Regions from separate parts of the Homo sapiens genome. Here regions 1 and 3 are each linked to region 2. The links are chromatin loops, found by intact Hi-C in ENCODE. Cell type or tissue: B cell. All regions are shown on one strand.

Region 1 (5,000 bases), 180 kb before region 2:
TGCACACGTCACGTGCCTCTATACGCCTCACACGCCTCACAGTGCCACACGTCTGCACGCCTCTGCACACGTCACGTGCCTCTATACGCCTCACACGCCTCACAGTGCCACACGTCTGCACGCCTCTGCACACGTCACGTGCCTCTATACGCCTCACACGCCTCACAGTGCCACACGTCTGCACGCCTCTGCACACGTCACGTGCCTCTATACGCCTCACACGCCTCACAGTGCCACACGTCTGCGTCCCCACAGCCATAGTGGCCACTTCATGCCACGCGTATGTGACTTGGTGAAATCCCCGTCCCTCTGCTCTGTGCAGTACAGCAGCCGCAAGCACAAGACCGGCACGAGGAGGACAGAGGCGAGACCCCAGTGAGCCAAGCTGCACGCTGCCCCCGGGAGAGCTGAAAAAAAAATACCTCAGTCGCTTAAAAATCAGTGCATGTCGAAAATAATGAGTTTTGGACACACTGGGTTAAGTAAGATTATATATTATAAACATTAATTTTGCCCGGTCTCTTCTTCCCTTTTTCAACGTGGCCACGAGACAGTCTGAAATGATCCACGCCCCTTCCCTGGCATGCCGAAGCTCCCTTGGGAGAGGCCGCCCCTCGGCACACGGAGGCACCGGCGAGAAGGGCTGCCCCACGCCCCTCGGCACACGGAGGCACCGGCGAGAAGGGCTGCCCCATGCCCCTCGGCACATGGAGGCACGGGCGAGAAGGGCTGCCCCACAGTGGCTGCTCAGGTCACAGGAGGGGCCGACTTGGGCCCATAGGGGAGGCTCCATGCACGTTCCCGAACACTCTGCTCCCAGGTCCCCTGTTGGATGCTTTGGGCTTCTGGGCATGAAAAGTGCTGGACCCTGAAGGAGCAGCTCGGCCGCAGAGGCACGGTGGGGACACAGCAGCCAGCAGGGCCACACAGAGAGGGTCTCAGCCACACACCTGGCCGGCACGGCCGGCACCATCGGGGGGCGACAGGCGAGGCTCCATCTTCCCTGTGCACAGTGTGTGGTGCTGACCAACCCCCGCAAGGGACAGATGGGGACACGGAGGCCCAGAGGAGCGGAGAGGAGTCTGGCCTCGCTGCCTGCCTATTCTTGCTGTTGGCAGGGCCTGGTAAAGGAGGCAGAGATGCCACGAAAGAGGCACGAAGGGCCGTGCCCTGCCCTCTTCCACCCCCGAAGTTCAGAAGGACGCATTCTTTTTTTCTCGGAGACGGAGTCTCGCTCTGTCGCCCAGGCTGGAGTGCAGTGGCGCGATCTCGGCTCACTGCAAGCTCTGCCTCCCGGGTTCACGCTATTCTCCTGCCTCAGCCTCCCCAGTAGCTGGGACTACAGGCGCCCGCCACCACGCCCGGCTAATTTTTTGTATTTTTTAGTAGAGACGGGGTTTCACCGTGTTAGCCAGGATGGTCTCGATCTCCTGACCTCGTGATCCACCCGCCTTGGCCTCCCAAAGTGCTGGGATTACAGGCGTAAGCCACCGTGCCTGGCCAGAAGGACGCATTCTTTAAGGGAGCTGAAGGCCACGTGGTGGAGCTGCAAGCCTCCATCAGGCACAGGGATACGTGGAGTCCAGCACCCAAGGCCCCTGTTCTGTCCACTTGGGCACAGCCACGGCCCAGAGACCCAACGCTGCCCCCGGTCAGGGGCAGTCCTGGGTTCTGATGTCTCTGGCGCAGGAGAGGCTGCATGGAAGGGCCCCATGTCCACTGCGCTCTGAGTACAGGCTGGGCTGGACTAGGCTGTGGAGCCCTGGTGTGGTGGCCAAGGCAAGGGGAGGGGCCCGGCAATCCCCAGGCCTGGTGAGAGCCCCCCACCACCTGCGTGGGGACCCTGGTGGTGCAGAAATACCTAGGCTCTGGAGGGCCCAAGTCAGGTGGCCTCGGCTCCCAAGTGGGAATTCTGCCTCTGACAGGGAGTAACTAGAGTACAACTGATCTTACCCTCAGTTTCCCCTCTGTAAATGGGTCTGCAGGTGGCGTGGTGCACCCGGGGGCCCAGGGCTTGGCCCCAAGCTTGCAGGCTGTCCTCGCGTGGGTGGAGCAGGCACAGGGCCTGGGGTCTGGGCTGTGCCAGAGTCTGACCATCGAGGTGGTCTCTCTGGACCACCCCATTTTGCAAAGGTGCAGACAATGAACTTCTGTTCGGGGGCCTGCAGAGAAGGGGGCCTGGGTGCAGAGCTGCATCATGCCGCATCCACCACTGAGCCTCAGGACACCACCGGGTGTCCCCCCAGAAAAGGGACGAGGCTGATGGTCCCAGTCCAGACACACACATCCCAGCTCATCACAGCCCGAAGGGGTAAATGCCTTTGTGACTGCATTTTGCGTTTGAGACCCGAGGGACAGATGGGAATATGTGGTGTAGGTCACGCAGCTGCTGGGAGGGGAGTCGAATCCAGGTGGGGGCTCCAAGAAACCGAGGGGCTGCCCATCCCCCTCCCCGCTGCCTCCGGGAACAGGGCAGGGGGCTGCAGTCACCCCTGGCCCTCGTGGGGAGCCCCTCCCCACCTGTAAGAGGGTCTCACTGCAGCTGGAGCTGCTTCCCCTGCTGGCTTGATGGCACCCTGGCTTTCCCGGGTACTCAGGGAGGTCGGGTACACTGGGCGGGGACTTCCTCATGAGTTCCATGTGTGACCTGGGGCCACCAGGGTGCGCAGGAGCCCTCCTGACTGCCCCGGGCATTTCCTGGGCGTCTCCCAGGTATCTCCCATCCTGGTCTCCGGCAGGTCCCACCTGCTGCCTCCCCGGTGTGGACTTTCCTCTGCTGAGTAAACAGAAGACTGCCCCGGTGCCTGGACTTCCTCCCCAAACCTCCTCCTGCCACGTCCACCATGACCCCAGCCTCAGGGGCAGCCAAGCATCCACCACGACCCCAGCCTCAGGGGCAGCCGAGTATCCACCACGACCCCAGCCTCAGGGGCAGCCGAGTATCCACCACGACCCCAGCCTCAGGGGCAGCCGAGTATCCACCACGACCTCAGCCTCAGGGGCAGCCGAGGAGGCTCTGAGCTGCCCAGACCCGACGGGGCAGAACCGGCCCTGGGTGGCTAAGCGGGCGGGAAACGCAGAGGCAGGCGGCCGACAGCAGTGCGGGGTGAGCTGCCGGCTGGGCTGCTGGTGCCTTGGCTCCGGGAGACATCTTCCTTATTACGGCCAAATTCATCTTTGTTTTCCTTCCCAGTGACATCTGGCTCTCAGTGAGGTCCCACGAATTACAAAAAGCAGAAGTCTGAACTTCTGTTTTATTGCCACAGGAAACTCATTGCCACAGCACAGGCGGAAAGCCGGATCCCGGCGGGTCCTGAGTCCCCAGCTCCCACCCTCGGGGCAAGCTGCGAGCTCAGAAGTGGGGACTGGGGAGCAGTTATCTCTCACTCTCCTCATCGTCAGTTTCCAGCCCAACTGCCAGGTCTCCGCCTGAGTCTTTTCCACTGATGCTACAAGGGCGGTTTCCACTCCAGGAATTTTTTTTCCAGACAAGCAAAGCCCTTGCCTGCATTTGCTCTCGGCTAAGGCGGCCCTCCCAGGCCTGCCCGGTGGGCTGTTTCCCGCAGCACGGCCTGGGCTCCGCTGAAAGGAAGGTCCCGGCCTACGGAAGCGCAGAAGCAGAACCAGGCCTTCTCACTCTGCCCAGGAAAGTCAGGAGGTGGAGAATAAAACCCCCAGGAAAGGATCTGGGGTGTCGTTCACTGACGCAGGCTTTCCCAGAGAGACTGAGCCACGAGGTGGACGAACAGCGTGGTGTCCACCCAACCTGGCCCTGACACCAGGGATGGTGACGCTGTCGTGAGCCTCCCTCTGAGCTGCCCTCAAGCGGCCTGCACCTCCCTAGCCAGTACCCCAGCAGTTGTGTTTCCACCCCTCTCCTGCCCCTGCGAGGCAGCGGGTCCCAGCCCACAGTGTGCACTGGACTCTGCACACTCCCGGCCCACTCCCTGCCGTCCCCACGCTGGCCCTCCCGTGTCAGAACTCAGTGGGAAGTTCCAGGGGCCTGACCACCCTGGATGTGTCACAGACAGAGCCCCGTGGTACCCACCCGCGTCGGGCTCCTGCGCTGTGAGCTAGGAACTTCTGTGGGCCTCGGCTTCCCGGTCTGGAAAGTGGGGCAGCAGCGGTGCCCTCAGGGCTGGCTGCCGTGAGGATCCAATGCAGGGCCTGGGTGCCTCTCACTGCATGTGACTCTGCCCCCGCCTGGTATGGAGTAGGTGTTCGATCAATACTTGCCCAGGGAATGAGCACTGGAGGACAGGCACTTTTTGTCCTGTAAGTGAAGTGGTGGCAAAGCCACCCTCCGGCATTGACAAATTGTAGAGTTTAGGTCCTTTCCGTCCCCAGGGGCCTGGGGCCAGCCTGGGAGGTGACATCGGTTGCCTGGACGTGGATTTCTATGAACACTGGATGCCATGTCTGTGATAATAGCCGGGCAATGTTCCAGTGGCTTCTGGAGGGTCTTTAGCAACAACGACCTCCCTCCCCTGCACAGCAGGGCAGGAAGCAGAGGTGGGGCTGGCCAGAGGTGCAGACCTAGAGCAGCCGGGATGAGGCTGGCCTTGGGGCTCCATGACCCAGGCAGGGCAGAGGTCAAGTTCTCCCACCCGTGCCCTGACCCCAGATGGGCCCCAGGGCCTGTATCCAGGTGAGGGCTTTTGCACCTACAGTGCTAACCCCGAGTCATGACCGAGCCCTCAGCCACCAGATCCCCCAGTCCCTTGGGGGTGCTCAGGTGCTCTAAGAATGTGGCCCGGCAGGCTGGGGATGGGGACCGACAGCACAGGCAAAGGAACGCCCGGGCAGGGCTGGACAGGGACTGGGCGGGGCTGGACAGGGGCCTGGAGACACTCGCTGCGGCCCGCCGTCAGACTGGCTCCCTGCATGACCTGTGGAGTGACTGTACCTCTCCCGGCGTCGGAGACGGGGAACGCTCCACGGCCCTCGTGGGTGTTACAGGGACGCGACAGTGCGTGTAAGCCCCAGCGCTGTTGTAGGCT
Region 2 (5,000 bases):
TGGAGGGTGCACTGCAGGAACTGAAGGCTCCACTGCCATCCAGTTTCCAGTGGGATGTGTGTGTCTGTGGCTGCCGCGCGCTCCTCCCAGTCCCCAGGAAGTGCACAGGGAAGCGGCACCTTTGTTCCTGGAGAGAATTCCGGGTTGTCCAAGGCACATGTCTGAACCGCTTCGCTCTCTTTGCCGTTCCCTTGCCCCTTTTCTGTGAGGCCACCGGAGCCCATGGTTTTGCTGCTGCTACTGCTGGGATACCCTGGGGCTGGGCAGGCCCCAAGCTGAGCAGGGTGAGCACAACGTTTTACCAAATCTAAGGAACCAAGGGCAAGAACGAGGTCAGTGAAGGAGAGGATCAGGTGATTTCTGGGGTGACAGAGGCAATGAGACCTCGGCCATCTGGATCTCCCAGCGGGGGTCCTGTCAGTGGTGCCTCCTCGTAAAGCAGGGGCAGCAGCAGGGACCACTCCGCTCAGACCGCAAACAAAAGCGCCTTCCCTACTGCCCGTGAGGCTGCGGGAAATGCTGTGTGAGAGCGCGGGGACTCGGAGTTCTCAGGGCCCGTGTTCTCCTGCCAAGCCTGAGCTGACCCTGTGGGCCAAGATGGCTGCAGTTCTGCGGGTGGTTCTGAGCCCCTTGGGTGTGCCCGGCCCCACCCCTTGGGTGCCGCGGCCATTCACCCATGTCCGCGTTCTGCTGCAGAGCCTGCAAGCTGAGCCGGCTGTAGTCCCCGGATGTGCCTGGCCGCAGCCTGCAGCGCCGTGGCTGTTCACCCGTGATCAGCTCCGTGGTCGGCAGCTGCACGGTCACTGCTGTTCTTGAGCGTGGTTGTGAACAGCGCAGGAACTTTGCAGGGGACACCGCGGACCCTAAGCACATTGTTTACCCTCATTAGCTGTTGGACCTGCTTCCTTCTAAAATACACCCAACAGATCGTTTTCAAAAAACAAAGTCACGCCGTAGCGCAGACTGCAGCGTTGGTCCCGGGTGTCGCACAGTGGTGCTGTACCCACGGCCTGGGGCTCCTGCACTCGTGAAGGAGCTGCCACTTTTGCAAGCAAGGGCCGCCTCCTGAGGGGCTAAACCTGCCACCTTTGCACGCGAGAGCCACGTCCCAAGGGGCTAAACCTGCCTTTGGTTGTGCCGCGTAGGCTGATGGTCTCAGGCTCAGCTGCCCTGCCCCTCCCAGTGCTGGAGAAGTGGAAGAACATCACGGGCCACACCCTGCTGGAGCGGTATGGCATGACCGAGATCGGCATGGCTCTGTCCGGGCCCCTGACCACTGCCGTGCGCCTGCCAGGTACGAGCACTTCCCACAGCTGCGTTCCTCTTCCACTGTGCTCTGAGCCCCCCAAGGTGGGCCAGTCTCGAACCACCCACATTCGGACTGAAGGGCGGCATGGAGGATGCTCCCCCGTGGGACAGGCCACTCGGCCAGGAGAGCACTCAGGATGCACTGCGACCTGTCCCCTCTGGGTAGATCAGCCTTCTCCCAAGTCTCAGTCGGGTGGATGGGGGAGGTGTCTGTGCTGGCCCCTGGCTGTATGACTGGGGAGACAATGGGAAGAACAGCAATGCCTGGAATGCAGGCGTCAGTGCATGTCTCAGAGGAAGGCGGGGGGCCATGCTGTTGGCTCCAGACCACATCAGCAGTGGTGGCAGCCTCCGTCTGTCTGGAGTCCGGGTGCCACACAGCGCCAGCAGCAGTGCCAGGAGAGGTGGGTGTGGTGGGCAGGGTGGGATGAGTCAAGCACCTGTCTTCCTTCTCTAGATGTGGGCTCCTGATACCGGGCCCCTCTTGTCCAGCCTTCCCTAACACATCCCATTCTGACTTTCATCTGACCCAACCATTTGAGCCCTGGGTCCTCCGCTGGGACTTCTGGGAACAGAGCCCACAGCTGGGGGGCCACCCTGCTGCTTTCTGCGCAGCCCTTCCAGTCTGTCTAGAGTAGAAGAGAGATCTCAGTGCAGACTTAAAGTGAGACCATCCCGCACATCTGTCTGTGCAGCTGCTTACCTGCAGACCCAGTAAAAATTCACCCCTCTGGCGTGCAGCTCTGTGTGTCTTAAGAAACATCATCACAGTCAAAATAGAGAAGGGTTCCTCGCCTCAGAAACTCCCTTCCTAGTGCTCAGCACCTCCTCCACCCCCGAGGCCTGGCCCCTTGTTCCTGTTTCTCTTCTTGTGGTTTTGCTTTTTCTGGGAGGCCACGTGGCTAAATCCTGCAGGACGTGGCCTCTGAGCCTGTCTGCTTCCGCCCGGCTTCCGCCCACAGTCAACTGCCTGTGCTGTGTGCGTCAGAGCCCGCGCCTTTCCCTGCTGAGTGGCATCCGTGGTGTGGGTGCGGCACCGCTTGTGACCCTGTTTTAAGCAATGACACGTGAGATGTTATCAACATTTGTGTGCAGGTTTCTGTGCGAACGTGGTTTTTTATTTCACCTGGGCAGATACCTAGGAGAGAGATTGCTGTGTTGTCTGAAGCTTTCAAGCTGTTCTCCAGAGCGGCTACACCATCCCCTTCCCCCTGCAATGGGTGGGAGGTCACGAGCACCTGCTGCTCCAGCGGGCGGTGGTGGTGTCTCGTTGAGTTCATGATTCTCTCATGATGGGTGGCGTTGAGCACCTCTTCCTGTTCGTGTCATTCCGTTTTCAACTGGGGCCTTTGTTTTCTTGAGTTTTGAGAGCTTTTAAAATTCGGGACCCAAGTGTCAGCTGTGCGATTTTAAATATCATCTCCCAGCTTGTGGTTTGTCTTCCCATTCACCTAACAGCGTCTTTAAAATCAGGAGTTTTAGGTTTTGGCCCGGTTTATCAATTTGTTTTGTGAATTGTCTGATGTCATATCTAATAAATCCTTGCGTAGCCCAAAGTCACAGAGAATAGTTTCAGCTCTTACGTTTGGGACCATGATCCATTTTGAGTTAATGTTTGTACATAGTGCGAGATACGGACCACAGTTCTTTTTTAGTGTGTGAATGTCTAACTTTTTAGCACTGTTCGTTGAAAAGACTCCCTTCTCCATCGAACAGCCCTTTGGATCTTTGTTGAAAGTCCGTCGACTCCTGAGGGGTCGGCTCCTGGGCTCTGCTCTGTCCCATTGCTTTCCGTGTGCCCTTTGGCTCATTCCATGCCTGCTTGGTTCCTGGGACTCTAGGGTAAGCGTGGACATGGGGGTTCAGGCCCAGGCAGGGACCAGCTGGTGCCAGGCAGCGATACGGTGCTGGGGCCTGCAAGGTGAGTGTGAGGGCTGGCTGGCTGCTGGGCTGGGAGGAGGAGAGACTGTAGGCTCACGCCCCTTTGCTGGGCCTGGGGAGCCATGGGGGCTGTTAAGTGTATTCTGAGTGTAAAGTCTCGGTTTGGCTGGGGCATCCTGAGCAGAATGACAGGGCCATGGCAGCGAGATCCTCAGCTGCCGTGCAGAGCTGCCAGTGGGGTGGCCGCACAGAGTGCAGTGCCTGCTGCAACAGTGCCCAGGGCAGTGGGCGGGTGGGGGCATGTTGTGAAAAGAAGTCAGTGTGAGTGATGAGAAATACATCCTAGTCTCAGACCCCAGGAAACCGCCGTCAGTGCTGGTGGCCCCTGCCCTGGGCCGGCTCCCGCGTTAGTCTCAGACCCCAGGAAACCTCCACCTCCGTCAGTGCTAGCGGCCCCTGCTCTGGGCTGACTCGCGCATCTCCACGATGGCTGCGGCACCAGCTGTTTCTTCGGTGGCTAAAGCTCTCTGGTGGAAATAAGATGGGGACCTTGAAATCAAATGTGACTGGTCTGTTGAGTCTCTGTCCTTATCGTTGTCCTTCTTAGTAGGATGTGCTGGTTTTGTCCAGTGCCACCGGCCACAGTCACCACGTAATATGGACGGAATGAGCAAAGCCCGGCTCGCTGAGGCTGCAGGCTGCAGGCAAGTGAGGACTGAAAGGGTAACGGGCTCTGGGCTTTGTCCTCTCTTTGTTCCGGACATGTGAGCAGGACAAGTTCTGTGTATTCAGAATCTGTCTGCACAGTTTGTAGTTCATGATGACTGTTCATCCACAGCATTGCTTTGTGGGCGTCCTCTCTTTTGATCTTCTCGAAACAGCCCCTGCGATGGGGTCATATTTTGCACTCACATACAAGAACCCATGAGCCTGCCCACGGTCACGCGGCTGGTGAGTGATGCACTTCCCAGGAGCACGGTGACCTCTTCAATGGCCCTCACTAGAGAAGATGGACAGTGCCCCCCTAGCCTTTTTTACTGGAACAGATACAAGGCTGAGAAGCTGAAATCAGGAGCAGCCCAGGGACCACTGTCTACACCGAGGGAGTCATGAGCAGCCCAGGGACCACTGTCTACACCCAGGGAGTCAGGAGCAGCCCGGGGACTGCTGTCTACACCGAGGATGTCAGGAGCAGCCCAGGGACCACTGTCTACACTGAGAGCGTCAGGAGCAGCCCAGGGACCGCCGTCCACACCAAGAGCGCCAAGGAGCAGCCCAGGGACCGCCGTCCACACCGAGGGCGCCAAGGAGCAGATAGTAGCCCAGAGACCCAGGGGAGGCTCAGCTTCCCCACGCTGGAATCAGAACTCCTAGGCGAACAGGAAGGAGCCCCAGACAGATGGCACAGGGAGAGGAGTCCCCGGCTGAGGAGGGGGATCCAGAGACCCTGAAGCTTCAGGGTTATTGGGCAAGAAACCTGAGTGCACCAATCCCCGAGTCTTCAGCTACCGACGGCAGGTTCCCTCGGGTGCCGGGGATGCTCCCTCTTCTCTAAGGCAGAGCCCACAGTAGGTTCCCTCAGGCGCCAAGGACATTCCCTCTTCTCTAAGGCAGAGCCCACAGCAGGTTCCCTCAGGCGCCAGGGACGTTCCCTCTTCTCTAAGGCAGAGCCCACGGCAGGTTCCCTCGGGCGCCGGGGACGCTCTCTCTTCTCTAAGGCAGAGCCCACGGCAGATTCCCTCGGGCGCCGGGGACGCTCTCTCTTCTCTAAGGCAGAGCCTGACGGCAGGTTCCCTCGGGCGCCAGGGATG
Region 3 (5,000 bases), 190 kb before region 2:
GGCCTTGCTGGGCCTCAGCGTTCTCCCTGTGAAACGGGGGGGACCCGCACCCCCTCCTCATCGCACAGAGGAGGTGAGGATTCGGCGCTTCTGCCCACTGCCCCCTGCCTGCCTCCTTTTCCAGGCAGGCCACCAGGCTGAGCTGCTAGTTGCCTTGAGGTTTCCTGAGCTGCCAGGGACTTGCACAGAGACCTCAAGCTGAGTGGGGGCCTCTCAGACCTTTGGCCACCCATGTTACCCGCCACATCCACTGCCACCAGAAGGGCTGTTTGTTTGGGGCCTTTGAGACAATTTCAGCAACAAATGCACTTCCTGCTGTGTGAGCTGGGGAGCAACTGAGCCGTGAGGGGGCAGCTGGGGAGCAGCTGGGTTGTGAAGGGGCTGCAGGCTCTGCACAGCCCAGTCCTGGCGCGCAGCACAGCTCGGGGAGGGAGGCCAAGCTGCGCATCCTCCGCAACCCGGCTCACACATGTCGCTCCTGCTGTCAGGGTGGGAAGGCTCCGACATGGAGGTCGGCTTTGGAACTCGGGCTCTGGGCTCCTGGGCTGGACACCGGCACCGTCTAGGTTGGGGAGGCTCTGGGAAAGACCAGAATGCCGAACCCACCCCCGAGGACCGTCCTCTCTCAAAGGTGGGGCCGGGGGAGGAGCCCAGTCAAAGGTGAGAGGCCAGGCTCACTGGCCAGGACTTTGGAGCATAGATCACCACAGTGCAAGGACCACGAAGACCCTGGGATCTCATGCTGAGGGTGCACAGCCCGGCAAGGGTGCACAGCGACCCAGCCATGGTTACAGCAAAGACCGCGGGTGGAGGTGGGGGCGTGGTCAGGCAAGGTCACAGCAACCCAGCCAGGGCTAAAGCAAGGAGCCAGGGTGGGAGGGCCGCGCCTGCTGGGCTAAAGCAAGGACCCCTGCGGTGGGGCGGGGCAGGTGGTGGTCATGTCTACCCTGGAGGGGCTACACCTGCTGGGCTGAGTCCCAGTGAGCCTGAGTGAAGATCTGCCCTCTCTGGGCCCCGCCTTCCTTGCTATTCCCTGGGAGCTGCAACGGCTGTGCTGACGTGGGGCACACTGCGTGCCTTCAGGACCGCTCCAGTCGCCCTGCACAAGCTCCGCCCTGGCCCTGCCTCCCTGGGGCCGCCGACCACAAGGAGGCTAGACTCTGCTGAGACAAAAGGAGAGGGACCCGGGGTCCAGGAAGGTGGGGAACGAGGCTCTCGGGGGCGATGGCTGGGATGGCCTTGGAGACGGGTCCAGCAATGGGCAGACACAGGCCAGGGGGAGAAGAGCGGGCGGAGGGCCCAGTGGTGGCTGCGGGGGCCACCAGGGCAGCTCTCGGTGCTGTGTCGTGGGGCCTCGAAGCAGCTGGAAGCAGGGAGTGGCCCCTGCAAGGCAGCACAGGACAAGCCTTGTGGCTCCCAGAGGCAGAGCCCCATGGCCGGGAGCATGAGGTCACTCTCGTCAGACAGCCTCTGCTGCCCAGATGCAGATGGTCTCACCCATTGCCCCAGCTGGCCGGACGCGGCGGGGACAGCCAGGCACTGGGGGCCAAGCAGGTGCAGGAAACCACCTGTTGAATTTAGACCCAATCAGGGGCTGTGAAGGCGAGTCCTGCCCACAGCTTCGGGCTGATGGAGGCCGCTGCCACCGCCTCCCACCTCACTGAGTGCTCTCTCCACCAAGGCCACAGAGCCACACTCCCCGCCACCACGTGTGGGTGCAGACAGTGAAAACTGAGGGACGGCCCTGAAGAAATTACAAGCCACCGGTCACCGTGGCCAAGCCCAGGGCTTGCTGTGTCTGCGAGGGGTCTCAGCTCTGCACCAGCCCAAGGGGGAAGCAGTGGAGAGAGAGGGACCCGCCCGGAATCACACAGCAACGGCCTCGTCCTGGACACCGAGCTCGCTGACCCTGGGGCAGCAGGCCATGTCCGCAGTGGGCAGAGGGCCGGGTTCCAGCCCTGCCCGGATTGGTCCTCTCCCAGCCCCCGGCCTTGGGAAGGTGCCAGGCAGGCAGATGGGCCGGGCTTGGGCACGGTGCAGCCGCAGCCGTGGTGGCAGCTGCTCGGGGGAGACCCACAAGGGGCCTGCTCTGCTGCTCCCTCCTGAGCGGTGCCTTCCGGGTACCCTGACTCATCCACCAGGCGCTCTCATGCAGCCTCCAGGAGATCTGCAGGGGGCCAGGGGGTGGTGCTGCTGAGTCAAAACAGCCCCCAGGGAATATTCTGCAGGGGAGGGAGGCCCTTCCTGTGCCAGGCAGCCAGAGACCTGCTCCGAGTGCCCTGCGCTGCTCTCATCCCAGCAGAAGGACGACTCTGAGGGTGGCAGGCGGGACAGGCAGTCACTTTGCAGTGGCAGACACAGGCTCAGAGAGGCTCCAGGCCTGCCTGAGGCCACCTGGATGACTCTGAATGCTGCTTCTCCCTCCAGGGCACCAGGGTAACCGGAGGCTTCTAGTTTCTTCAGGGGCCGTCCCTCAGCCTTCACTGTCTGCCCGACTGCCCGCCGGGAGCCCCTGCGTGTGTGGAGATGGCAATGTGCTTTCCCGGGGGCTCAGAGCTGCTCCTGCTCCCCGGCGACGGGCTTTTCCAGGCTGCGGCATAGGGAGCCCCGGTACCAAGGACATGGGTGGCACTGCGGAGTCGGTGCCATCCTCTCTACGCCAGACGCCATGTGAACGTTTTTACGATGATTTTTAAAAGAGAGGCTGAGAAGGACCAGGACCAGAAAGACACGGCTGTCCTGTCTCCCACAGGCTGCAGCCTCGAACTGGCACCATCTCTTCTGCCCCCTGGAAGGTCAGCTCCGTGAGACGGGGGAGGCCCCCGTGAATTGTGCAGGGAGCACTTGGTGGGCGCTGGGCGGTCTCACGTTCCCCACCTGTGAAAGGGGGTTAATCCCACTGTGATGGGGCCAGTGAGCGAATTCCCAGGAGGGCAGAGCAGAGCCGCAGCCGGGGGTACAACTGGCTTCTGGGGCCGGGCTGCCGCCTCCAAGAGCCTAACCTTGTTCCCAGAGGCGAGGAGTGAATCTGGGTTCCGTGCAGGGAGTTCCAGCACCTAAAAGGTGTGACAAATTCCTCCTCCAATGTCCAGCTGGACAAACCTCCTCAATCCACCACTGAAGGCCCCCCAAGCGCTCCGAGGGACCTGGCGTGCTATGGGCTGGGGGGCGTCTGTCCCAGCCTCGTCTCCAAAATGTCGGTGTCTGCTCAGCCCTGTGCTGTGGTTTTCAGGGGTCGAGGCTGAGCGACCTCTCTTTCTATCTCTCCTGCTCGGGGCCAGTCACCAGGCCGGAGTCTCAGGGCTGTGACACAGAGGTTTGTCATGCGTCACACCAGGTGGCCCTGGGTCAGCCAACGAGCTTTGTGTCAGGACAGCGTGGGTGAGCGCTGCCCCCACTGCATGGCTGCAGGGAGGCCCGAGGGCAGGATCTTCCCAAGGGACAAGCTGGCCATGGTCCCGTGCGTGCCAGGGTGGGGCCTGCTGAGCCTCAGTTTCCTCGGCTGTAAGACGGGACGGAGGTGTTCACAGTGGGGGTTGCTGGGAATTCCTCCTCTGGATTGGGCTGGTGCCTCGGTGCACCGTGGGCTCCCAGGAGCTCACAAGGCCTTCCGTGCCTGTCCCTTGTGCCCCACCTCACAGCGAGGTCCTTGCAGCAGCAGGGCAGCCCCGTCCGGCCCCCGCTGCCTCCCTGCCCTCATCTCCTTTCTCTGAGACAAGGCTCCTCACTGGTCCTGGAGGTGGCGGCACACTCCTGCCTCGGGCCTGGCACGCGTGGTCCTTCCCTCCTCCCGCAGCTAAGTTCCACGTCCCTTTACCAGAGAAGCCAGTGTCAACCCCCACGGCCCTTGGTGGGGCAACATCATCGCTGCTCCCTTCCTTCACTCTGTCTCTGCCAGACGGAGCAGCAGCCCCGGGCGTACAGCAGGCACCAATCACTATTTGTCGAGGGAATGAACGGGCACCGCCTAACGAGTTGGGTCAGATGGAGGCGTGGCTCAGAGATGTCAGCGTCAAGGCCAGGTCGACGTGACAAGCCGGGTCCCGCCCTGCCCTCGGGTGCATGGACTTCCCCAGGCAGCACTGATGCCCCCGCTGAGGTGAGGCCGCTGGGCCCCATCTGTGGGGAGAGGCAGCTGGAAACTGGGGGCCCCAGATCCTCCTCGAGCCAGATCCTGACCCCAGACCCAGCCTGTTTTCTGGGTGTCTGAATCCTGCCGGGGTGGAGGAGGGGCTGGGGAAGAGGTGGGTCCACCTGTTCTCCTCCAGGGACCTCCCTGCAACCCTTCATGAGGTCAGAGCTGGGCATCCAGGGAGACAGCGACCCTGGCCATGGGGGCCACGCCACCCAGGTACCAGCCTGGCATGCAGCCTGCAGGTGATAATCTCCGGGCTGCTCTGGGGCTAGGCTGCAGCTGTAGGGGGGTTCAGCTGTCACAGAGGGAGCCGGGGAAGCCAGCACTGCCTGGGATGATCCCCCTTCCGCCTCCTCCTCCCCAGGCCCCGGAGGCCCAGCTGGCCGTCCGCCCGTGCGGACACCCGGGAGCCAACACTGACCCGAAGACAGGTCAGCCAGACTTCCCACCTGCTCCCTCAGGAGGTGGGATCCGGTCCCCTCCTGCTGGGCTGCACGGGCCACGATGGAAAGGCGCCTCGTGACACGCTGCGGTCAGCTCAGAAAAGCCGCAGATGCTGACACGGGCAACCCTGCCCAGTGTGGGGCGTCCTCTGAAGTGGGAGCCGCAGGGAGGGCCTCACGGAGGCCTCTGTCCACAGGCAGCGGCTCCCGGCACCCACCGCTGCTGACCGAGCCCCTGGCACCCCCAAGCCGAGCCTTTGAACCCCAGCAGGGAAGGCCACCTGGCCGAGACCCTGGCCACCACGGGGCCATCACTGTCCCACGGGGCTCTGTTCCGACTCCTTGGCCCGAGGGTCTCTGAGCACCACCAGGGTTGCCTCACGCCTCTGAGTTTGGGGTGGTTTGTTCGGCAGCACTGGGGC

The links. Peaks named below come from ENCODE experiments on the same cell type or tissue, not always from the same donor. Only the 100,000 strongest peaks of a DNase experiment are listed, where the experiment ranks them.
Region 1: it touches region 2 in a loop (5-fold over the local background); 4 of 110 quality-filtered maps call a loop at or near these places.
Region 3: a loop joins it to region 2, with 4 times the contacts of the local background. A loop is called at or near these places in 2 of 110 quality-filtered maps.

Annotation. Positions count from the first base shown.
Region 1 is chr16:88,933,538-88,938,537 of GRCh38, forward strand. All of the region lies in intron 1 of CBFA2T3 (CBFA2/RUNX1 partner transcriptional co-repressor 3), which reads right to left. It overlaps LOC107984871 (a long non-coding RNA gene), which reads right to left. Exons shown (of 2, transcript XR_001752305.3): 1 at 4,049-5,000; 2 at 3,241-3,601. Among named protein-coding and RNA genes, the nearest start is that of CBFA2T3, 41 kb to the right of the region's middle. RefSeq lists an enhancer at 2,728-2,927. In B cell, CTCF peaks have their summits at 2,705 (motif pointing right) and 2,972; DNase peaks (open chromatin) are centred at 2,664, 3,244, 4,057, 4,488 and 1 weaker place; H3K4me3 peaks cover 1,489 bases; H3K27ac peaks cover 2,295 bases.
Region 2 is chr16:89,113,194-89,118,193 of GRCh38, forward strand. ACSF3 (acyl-CoA synthetase family member 3) reads left to right here. Exons shown (of 11, transcript NM_001243279.3): 6 at 1,146-1,294. Among named protein-coding and RNA genes, the nearest start is that of ACSF3, 22 kb to the left of the region's middle. RefSeq lists enhancers at 774-1,973, 1,173-1,272 and a silencer at 1,368-1,662. In B cell, no CTCF peak of the experiment used is centred here; DNase peaks (open chromatin) are centred at 768 and 2,328; H3K4me3 peaks cover 2,519 bases; H3K27ac peaks cover 3,814 bases.
Region 3 is chr16:88,923,227-88,928,226 of GRCh38, forward strand. The region is part of intron 1 of CBFA2T3 (CBFA2/RUNX1 partner transcriptional co-repressor 3); the gene reads right to left. LOC105371409 (cadmium/zinc-transporting ATPase HMA2) reads left to right here and starts at 2,064. Exons shown (of 2, transcript XR_005647007.2): 1 at 2,064-2,795; 2 at 3,899-5,000. RefSeq lists enhancers at 1-666, 667-1,575, 1,576-2,483, 3,393-4,299. In B cell, a CTCF peak has its summit at 2,163 (motif pointing right); DNase peaks (open chromatin) are centred at 285 and 2,195; H3K27ac peaks cover 412 bases.